2 separate regions of the Homo sapiens genome follow, and region 1 is linked to region 2. The links are chromatin contacts, found by Hi-C or POLR2A ChIA-PET in ENCODE. All regions are on one chromosome and are shown on one strand. Each heading gives the region's core, a stretch centred on a gene start or an enhancer-like site at or near the end of the contact. The rest is flanking DNA. Distances are from core to core; before and after follow the strand shown.

Evidence for each region. A loop is a pair of places that touch in the nucleus more often than their neighbours do. ChIA-PET counts read pairs that join two places held with the same protein, here RNA polymerase II (POLR2A). Pooled maps may share reads with other maps.
Region 1: a map of PC-3 shows a loop between it and region 2 (8-fold over the local background). The contact joins the enhancer-like site here to the promoter of PLCE1 in region 2. A Hi-C loop is called at or near these places in 7 of 168 maps with a recorded cell type or tissue (Calu3, HCT116, PC-3 and 3 more) and 3 of 50 pooled maps. POLR2A ChIA-PET finds 5 or more read pairs at or near these places in 6 of 52 experiments (A549, AG04450, Caco-2 and 3 more).

The regions. Positions count from the first base shown.
Region 1 is chr10:94,040,450-94,045,509 of GRCh38, reverse strand. All of the region lies in intron 2 of PLCE1 (phospholipase C epsilon 1), which reads right to left. Among named protein-coding and RNA genes, the nearest start is that of PLCE1, 49 kb to the right of the region's middle. Within about 2 kb of position 2,774, at least 4 of the 41 ENCODE cell types and tissues checked have a DNase peak (open chromatin) inside an H3K27ac peak, as active enhancers do; they include PC-3 and PC-9, where a contact is called at or near this core.
Region 2 is chr10:93,990,912-93,995,859 of GRCh38, reverse strand. It overlaps PLCE1 (phospholipase C epsilon 1), which reads right to left and starts at 1,929. Exons shown (of 33, transcript NM_016341.4): 1 at 1,602-1,929. LOC105378438 (a long non-coding RNA gene) reads right to left here. Exons shown (of 4, transcript XR_946215.2): 4 at 2,141-2,640. RefSeq lists a silencer at 1,826-2,115.

The DNA.
Region 1 (5,060 bases), core at 1,525-4,024, 49 kb before region 2:
ACTTCACCTGTCTAGGGCCTTGGCCAGTTTATCCATAAAGCAAGGGACTGAACGTGATTATAGAAGATGGGCCAGGCCAGACACCATGGCTCATGCCTATAATCCCAACACTTTGAGAGGTCAAGGCGGAAAGATCACTTGAGGCCAGGAGCTTGAGACAAACCTGGGCAACAACGTGAGACCCTACCTCTACAAAAAATATATATATATATTTTTGATTAGCCAGGTGTGGTGGCACGAGCCCATATTCCCAGCTTCTCAGGGGGCTGAGGCAAGAGGATTACTTGACGCCAACCTGGGCAACAAAACAAGACCCAGTCTCTACAAAAAAAATTTTTTTAATTATCCGGGCATGGTGGTATGCATCTATAATCCCAGCTTCTCAGGAGGCTGAAGCAGGAGGACTGCTTGAGCCCAGGAGTTCCAGACTGCAGTGAGCTATTATTGAACCACTATACTTCAGCCTAGGTGACAGAGCAAGACCCTGTCTCTAAAGAAAAAATAATAATAAAAAATTTTTAAAAAAGATGAGCTAGCTCAAGAATCTATAGTTCGTAAAGTTACCAAATAATTATTTTATATTCATGTAGAAAAGCATTCACCTGAATTAATTTAATGTCTTCATATTTTAGGCCATTGGAACTCAACAGACTCCACTGTTCTGAGCATATAATGTATGAATCCAAGAAAAAAAAATCGAAGTTTTGGGCTTCAGAAGCTCTTCTGCTTCTGTTCCATGTGCTTCTAGCTAGCATGACCATGTGGGGCTGGGCAGGTTGTGCCCTGTAGAAGGGCATCTAGCCGAGGAAGGTGGAAGAGACAGGGCTAAATTCCAATCTGCCCTTTGGCATGAGCTTTGTGCCCATGAGGCTCAGTCCAAACCAAAGCTGCATTCTGAGTTTGTGAGTGCCTCTGAACTGTCCATCAACACTGAAGAGAGCCATGGCCAGGACTGTGAAGCAACGGCCAAGTCTGTGTTCAAGTTTGTGTTTTGTATACAAAACATATAGTTTTACCTTTGCTTAAAATATTTCCAGACATCTCCTTTCACCTCCATTCAGTTTTTAAGATCTCTAATAAAACCAATCCTGTCCTTTATAATCACATGTCAATATGGACCCAAACCACCATTAGCCAGGATGCTTGAATGGATTGTTTCTAAAAATCTCAATCCAAGGGTTGAGACATTGTGCATAATGGCAGCATAAATGGAAAGTGGGGACAACCTTTCAAGGTGATTCCTTGGAAAGGGACATTATTTAGCTGAGCAAGACCTGGAGTTTAAATCTATTTCATTACTTTCACATTTCCAAAACATGGTAGCTACTAAATGTACTCGGCAAAAATACAGAAAAATAAAAACTCTGAGAAAAACAGTCACTGGATTCTCAGGGCATCTAATGTGTTTTCTTTGCATGTAGATGGTGATTCTTTGCCACCACTAGCAAGTCATTCATTTTGAGGCTCCTGACTTTTCTAGCAACCAATTAGATTTGCACTGGTTCATTCACATTCTTTTTCCTTTATGCTGTGATCAATAGCTACCAAGACCATTCATTCTGGATTTCCTGGGTCAGTCTCAATTTCAAATATTCTGCCCCTCTTTCCTCTGAATAAAAAGTTCCCAATTTTTTGTTTGGAAAATATGGTCACCATAATAATGGCATTCTCCTCACAAAAATATTAGTCAGGCCAGAGTCATACCATCATTACACTGCCCATATTTGGTTTGTGGCCATCAAAAGGAGAACTGGCTGGTTCAACCAGGGTCTGAAGCCATTTTCTTGGTCTCATTAAAGAGACAAATAATGCATTTGCTATTAAACAATTTAGAACTCAAATAAACTTTCCCCTTGTCCTGGAAGAGAGTTTCTCAAGGCTAAGGAGTTACTATCTGATGGAAGGGTACAAAAATCTGGAAAAAATGAAGCTATGGGGCTTTCCAACTGCCAAACTCCCACAGGCTGGCTCCCAATGCACATCACACTCACTATTAAAGTGTCACCATTTATAATTTGGTGCTAAATCTTTCTGAAGCTAAGCTACTCAGCATGGTCTACCAACAAATTGATTCTCTATTCCTTATTCTATTAAAACATAGGGATAAAATGAAGTAGGTGTTGGTGATAAAAGTTATCTAATCTCAAGTTGAAAATGAAGTTATTATTCATTCATGCCAGCACCCTGAAAGGCAAACCAAAGCGTCGGGTTTCCATAGCGGGTTCGACTGCGCTTGCAGCATTTATGAAAGGAAAACAGGGTGCCTCTGGTTTTGTTTTGTTGCCTCCTCTGTAGTTTTGTGTCTGTTTTTCCTCCAGGTGCCTCACTCTGAATCCTTTAGAGCATGGAGTAAGAGGAGAAAAGTTATACTTGCAGGGAGGTTTAAATAGTGTTTGCCAAGCACTTTAATATACAACACGCTTAGATCTTTTTCCTACCGCCTCACAACCTTGTGAAGTAGGTGAAAACTTCATTCTAATGGTGTGATTATGGAAAGAAATGCTACTGAGTCATGTCTTTCATACTTAGGTCGGTTGGTCAGAACCCTGAGAGATCACAGAAAACTAAATTAAAATGGAAAAATACTAACATACGTTGCCAGTATTTTTGGGTATCTCAGCATGATTGTGAATAAGCTATAGATTCTGACTCAAGATGTGTGCAGTTTGCTTTGGACTTTGCTCTTGCTTACTTACTTATAAAACTTCTTAACTGTACTTCTAAATTATAGCAATTCTGTAAAACATTCAAACCTTGGGGCTTGGTTTCCTCCTCCTAGCAGGCTGAGTCATAAAAAATAAATCTTAGCCATTTCAATAGACAACACACCCCTCGCATTAAGAATTGGTATTGTTCCCTGCATCTCCCATTTCATCCAAAAGTCACACCCAGTTCACATTTGAAGAAAAAAAAGAGCTCAGGGACTCATCCAGCTCAACATTTGCACATTTAATAAGAGAACAGAATTTCTGCCAAGTTATAGGGGTAAGTTGCATCAGAATCTTCCAGAGGAACTTAGGAGCAGTTATGAGTATGGACTTTAGAGGTAGCCAGACCTGGGTTCAAGTGCTAACATGGTGTGACATTGGTCACACAGGACCCAATGAAATGGGGGTGTTTAACCTCATAGACAGTCGCCATGAGAATGAAAGGAAAGAAAAGATAAAAGACAAGACATCTGGGAAGCCCAGTGTAAGACACAGAAAGCATCCAGCCAGTACTTACCATCTTACTTCTACAGACATTTCCAGGCTTAGCCAAATCCTCTGCCCTTCTACTACACAGCGTCAGGGAGTGAGTCACAAGATTCATTCCAAATCAAACCTCAAGGAGGCATTGCTGAGGGAGGTAGAATACTCAACCTGAAACTCAGGGTCAGGATTTAAATCAGGAAGCCACAGACTGGCACAATTTTAGACTTAAGAGGAAGTGTTAATTTATAATTTGTTAAATTACTATATGCAAATTATAGACACAGTGCCTGACATACAGCAGGCAATGAATACATGTCTGCCCTCCCTCTTTTTTTAATACTGAAAAATACCTAAAATTCTCGGCCCTAAAGTGACTTGCTCAAGTCACACAAGCAGCCAATGGCAGAGCTGGAATTAGTACTTGGCTCTTTTTAGAAGAGAGGGGTGCTGTTTCAGGTCTCTTACCAAAAGTATTGGTGTCAAATGGTTTGAAGGAACTAGACAAACACCTTCCAAACCCCAGGAATGAAATGATCTCCCCAACTTACAACGACAGCATGCTGTCCCTATCCCTCCACCACCATGTCCATCCCCGAACCCCCACTGACAGAAGCTAGATTCCCTCCAGTCCATGTGGAAAATTCTGTCTAGGAAGCACTGGGGGTTCTGAAGAGCAGAGACAGAGCTCTGGGGTCTTGAGATCGGGAGGCGTGTTTCCTTCTTGGCCCACTGAAGCACACAGCTGTCTCAGGTGTTCCCTTGTAAGCAAAAAGGATCCAGAAACTTTCTCAAGGGTTCTAACAGCCAGTTGAAATGGGGAGCCAGGGACAAGGAGATGCAAACATGACCTTTCAGGCCAAGTCTGGGGAGATGACAAGCATGGATTGCTGGGTTTGCAGGACTGAAAAAGATCCTTTCAAATTTCAATGGAAAATCCTGATTCCGTCCTACAGGTATTGCACAAAAGAACTGGTTCCAAGCTCTGAGGGTCAGGCGGAGGACAGCTAACAAGCCTGCAGTAGTTCTGGGGAAGGAAAGAAGGAGACAGCAGAAGTGGGTGGAAACCGCCCTTCTTCATTTATAATTCAAAGAGTCATTCGAGAAATACATATTGAGCACTGACTGTCAGAAACTCTGGCCTAGGGTCCAGGGTGGGAGTTGGGGGCTGGCAGAGAAGACCACCAAGAGAAAGTGAAACTAAGCTCAGGCCTGAAAGCTGAATGGGAGTTAGCCAGGTAGCGAGGGATGTTCTAAGCCAAGGATAGGCAAAGGTTTCATGTAAAGGACAAGATAACAAATATTTTAGTTTCTGCAGGTCATACAGTGTCTGTTGTGGCTATTTAACTCTGCCATTAGAGGGTAAAAGCACCAACAGACAATACATAAAAGAATGAGTATGGCTGTGCTCCCTAACCCTTATTAATGAGCAATACAATTTCAATTCTATATAATTTTCATGTCATGAAATAGTATCCTTCTTTTGATTTTTTTCAACCATTTAAAAATGCAGAAGCCACTCTTAGCTTTTATTTTACAAATATCTGTATTGATGTACCTGAGGGTTCAGTCAAGGTCATTCCTGAACTAGGAAGATGGTATTCATTTCTAAACCACAGACTCTCTTAGGCCCTTGTACCAAGGCTAGGACTAGAGTGGGACAAGGGAGCTGCCCAGCACTCACAATTTAAGGAGGCACTCACTAAGAAGTATATGGGTGGCACTTCTGAGACCCTGAGAGAAGGTGCACAAGGGTGAGACACTCACTTGTCTCACCCTAGTGATGGCCCTGCTTGTACCTGTGCATAACGGAGTGCATTATTGTGATGTGGCGACCTCTTCCTCAACCATCACTGTGTTGGATGATGT
Region 2 (4,948 bases), core at 680-3,179:
CTTCTAACCCACTGGAGTATGGAATTTTTAATGACAGGTCAAACTTGGACCACATCCCAGGAGTTTATGTTACTAAGAGGACTGGAAGAATGTCCCTCCAGTTCAATCTGGCTTCTTACCTGGTAAGACATGGCTCCTGGGTATAAAGGGAATTTCCCCCATGGGGCTGTAAATAAAGGATAGTGTTAATGGTAAACATTATACATTCCTCTAGCTCCTTTCAATTATATTATCTCCTTCTCCAAAGTAGATATTTATGTTGTAAAACCAAAGTCTTAAGATTTAATACTGGCCCACAATTATCTCTAGAGTCTTCTAGGTGCAAGCATTTTGCCATGAAAGCCACAGCAAATGCCTTCAGTAGGGAAAATGAGACATCTACATAAATAACTCCCAGAAGGTAGAGAGCAGAAAGGGCCCTGGAGAAAAAATGCTGCAGAAATCAGAGCAGGGGGAGGTTGGCTGTTTCAGGAAAAGCCTCACACCACCAGCAAAACACAGTTTGAAGGATGGTTAGACTTTAGAGTGGTGGATGTGGGGGAAGATGTGCCATCAGATGGTCTAGATGACAACACCATCAGACATTCTTCAGAAAAGTATTTATGAAGACATCGATGCATACAATAACCTAGAGATAGTCCACCTCTCTCCTCAATGACAACTGGGCACCTGTACAAGCACCTATGGGGTCACCTGCTTCCACCTCCCAAGTCAGGCTCTCAAAAATTCTCCCTAGTGGGGTCAAGCATTCTTGGCCTCAGTAGTGCCCATTCTGTGGCAGCGGCCCTGCCCTACCTCTACGGGGGGTATAAGAAACATGAAAACATACCAATCCTGCAGAGATCTAAAAGACCTACGGGCAAATTTTGCATAATGCAACTGAAATTATGACCTTCGTGCAAATAAAACTTTTCGAAGACGTGAATCCTACTTAACAGGTATTCAGGGAACTCACTATTTAAAATGACACTGATTAATCACTAAATGAGTCTTACACTGAATAATTGGTTAAGTCGGCTGAACTCAGTGTCTGATGGCTTAAATACAGAGCGAGGGGCGAAAGCTTCCACAAATTTACGCTGTGCACCTAACATTCGCCACGACAGAAGACTTCTTGCTCTAGTGTATTTATTACTGTAGCATTAAAGGACTTGAAGGCAAAGCTAGCTATTCTAGTTATCAGTTAGAGCGGGACCTGGTCCAATATTGTATTTTCTAGGACTTGATGTACACAAATCTCTCCAGGAACAATCTCTTGAGCACTTTCCTTGAAATACCGCTGCTAAGTACCGCCACAAAAAGAGCTTACGTTTTTCTTTGCACTGGCCACCTCCACACCGTATTCACAACACGAAGGGGCGACCTGAGGCAGGCGTCTGGAGTGAAGGCACTGGCAGGGTGTCCTTTAGCCCCTGCGAGGGCGGCCTGCATGCCCTGGAGGACCGCCCGCCTCGGGTCCCCCGGGAGCGCGAGGACACTTTTCCGCCAGGTACGCGGAGTCGGGCTGCTCCCTTAGGCGGGTCGACTGCCTTGGGAGAGAACCAGCCCATCCTTCCCTTTCTCCAGTCCTCAGGAACCGAGCTACAGAGTCGCTTCCTCACCTCTTGGCTCCTGGCGAGTCTCGCCGGCGTCCCCAAGCGCAGCGTCCCTCTGGGACCAGCCGTCCGCGCGCCTGTCGCTAGCGGCGTCGGGTGTCCCCGCTACTGTGTGTCAGCTGCAGAGCCGATGCCCAGGAACGCGCAGGAGCCAGGCAAGTGCCCGAGAGGCAGAGCCCGGGAGGCAGAGCCCGGGAGGTAGAGCCCGGGCGCGCCGCCGCTGCCCCTCCCGCCGCGCGAGCCCGCCGCCCGCCGCGTTGCCCACGTTGCCCAGCGTTACCGTGTGGACCCGCGCCGTTCACAGTCCGCTCCCGCCGAGATGTGCGCGCTGCCCGGACAGCGGCGGCTGCGCGGGCGGCAGCGGGGCCCCCGCCCTGGGCCGGGCTTTCCCAGAACTCGCCCGCCCCGGGTGAGAGGCCGCTAGCGCCACCGCGGGCGGCCGGGCGGGGGAGCGGCCTGTGCCGGGCCCGCCCCCGGCTCCTGCCGCGCGGGGAAGGCGGGCGCGGAGCGAGGACCCGGCCGCCTCCCCCGGAGCTGGCTGCTGGCGGCGCGACCCCTTCCCAGACCCCTGGCCCTGACCCCTAGGAGCCATCCTTTCTGGCGGGAGCCAGAGAGAGCGCTCCTGGGGCGCCCGGCTCCGGGAAGGGCGGGAACTCTGCACACCTCAGGCGGCGGGAATTTACTCTCACACTACCCCAGGGAACCACCCCTGGTTGACAGATATGGAAACTGAGGTTCACGGCAGATAAAGGACACGATCAAGGTCTCTGTAGTAGATGGCAGCACCAAGTCTCGAATCTGTTCTGTCACTCGTTCATTTAATACATATTCATTGAGCCCCATCAATGTGCCCAGCGTTGTGCCAGGCTCCGGAAATACTCCTTTTGCTGGTAATGGTGGCCATCCAGGACTGCGGACTCCAAATCCAGTACTCTTTCATTGCTCAAGCAAACCTGAAGATCTTCACAACTAGAAACTACAGGCTTTGCACAGAACTTCCTTAGCCGCTGGAGCGGCTTTTATGAGTCTTAGGAGAGCCAAGGACCTGGAAAAAAAAATCAAATCATCATCCTCCTCCCTTTCGCCTAAACCTGTGCCTCCTCCCTCTACCTGTTCTAATGGAAGACCGTTCCCTAGGCCTGACCTCTTCTCCTACATCCGATCAGGACCCATTCCTGTGGCCCATATCGCCTCCCACTGTCCTCTCCCTTGGACCAAATCAATCCTTCAAACCACCGCTGTATTATTCTTCCTTTTTTACAACTTTAATCTATGCAGAAAACTTCACTGGCTCCCTATTGCCCTCCAAACTAACTCTCCATGGCTGTGTAACCCAGCATGCCCTGGCTAATAAGGATCACCCAACAGAATGTCTCTCCCACTCTAGCTCTGTACCTGAACTTAAGCTGAGCCTTCTACCTGGAGCATCTCCTCCCACACACTTTCCTCCTGCTCATGTTTGACCCTTTCTTTCGGGTCCCTCTTAAAAGTGATCTCTCCTTCTTGGAGGCTCCAGAACACAGGAGAGGTTGGAGCAAGAAAGCACAGGAGGCCCAAAGAATCCTGCTGTTAAGAAAAATCTGCCAGTCTGGTCCTTAAACTGTCTTGCTGTTTTCTCACCACTAGGACTTTAATGAAAACTAACATGATTGCCTCCCTGGAGAGCTGATTTCAGAAAGGTCTCTGCAGAGGGCTCTAAAGAAATTCTTTGTTCCTTAAGATCTTGGCATTTTAGCACTAGGACAGTGAGAAGTGGTAATTTACTCAATCCCTGAGGCTATGTTATCCTGAACAAGTAAATAAAGGGCTGAGGAAAGAGGTAGCATCACTGACAATAAACAAGGTAGGCTATTTATTTAATATACAGTATTATATTATGGTTTTATAATTCATTTAATGATCAAATAATATCAAACTTCATCCATCACCTGGCACCCCCAAAGACTTTTTTTTTTTAATTTGGCACATGGGAATAGATAGCTACAAACTGGTAGATGCACAAGCAGTTAACATTGAATCCTCCAAATGAGTCATTGCATGATTAGTAAGCAAGGCAAATCTAGGTCCGTTGAGCAGGAAAGTTATCCAAGTGTGATAATCACTGTGGCCCCATCCCTAGAAAGGGGCGCCTTCCTCAAATCTTTGCAAAGAGAGCAGGTCCAGATCAGTGTCCTTTGCTCGCCCCATGGCTCCCTCTCTAAACGAGATTGGAGGGAAGTCGTGTCCCCGAGGCTGCCTCACCACATTGGAATGTCTGAGCTAACAGTACTTCCAGAGTGTTCATTGCTCCTCTGAACAGCACTGCCCAGACTTTCTGGAGATTTTAATTCACTCCCCAACCTCGCCAACAGTTGCACACAAGGTGCCTTTTTTACACCCTGCTCTCTGTTCAGTGAAACACACAGACCATCTCAGGGGAACAATGGCTCCATTCAAGACTTTTTCAGAAGTGCACCATATAACCTCCACTCTGTGGGCTGCTGCCAGCCATTATCTAGAGGAAGAAAGACTGTCAGATAAAGCGCCTGAGAATTGGGAAAGCACTGGATAATTTCCATGGAAAATTCAGCTTCAGTAAACTAAGTTATGCATCTCTTTATACAAGACCATTCTGCATAGACAACAACAACAGCCCCAAGAAACAATCCTGTGGAGACTTTATTTCAGTAAAGTGCATCTATGTTTGAAATTTCAGAAGAAAACACACATGTCTTTTGAGCTTATTACATTACATACTGGTCTCCAGTCAATGGAAATTGATTTAAATACATGATAAACATAGAGACTAGGGAATTTAAGTAGTAAAATTATTTTAAGAAACGGAACCATCTTCCCTCTTTCTTTCTGCCTCCCCTATCCTGTAATTTTCAGAAAGGAGGTGGGGGCAGTGGTCTCTGACTTCATGGTGGTGGTTGCCAACAAGAGGCCCCACACCCTCTACTGCACATATTACAGAAGAAGGATTGGCGCTTTGCCACACTCAACAAGCCAGCCATCAGTTAACCCGTTCATAAACAAACCATTAGTTTGGGAACTGAGTAGTCAGTGTGGGCACCATTGACTAATGCATTGATCTTTGTCAAACAGCTGCTGATCGTCAAACAGAGGAATTTGCCAACAGACATCTGGGTAGCACAAAGGCCAAGGAAGGACTGAAGGAACAAGGCAGCCCTCAGCTTTTGCAGTTGCCATTTTCTCCCTTTCAAAGTCACTGCATCAAACTGTACCGGGCTTACTAGCTGTCTGCAAATAGACTAGCAAGTTCAGATGGTGAGCAGAGAGCCAAAAACACACTTCCTAGAGTTGTCTTGTATGTGAGGTTAGATGTACTAAGGCAGTTTGAGGTTGATGAA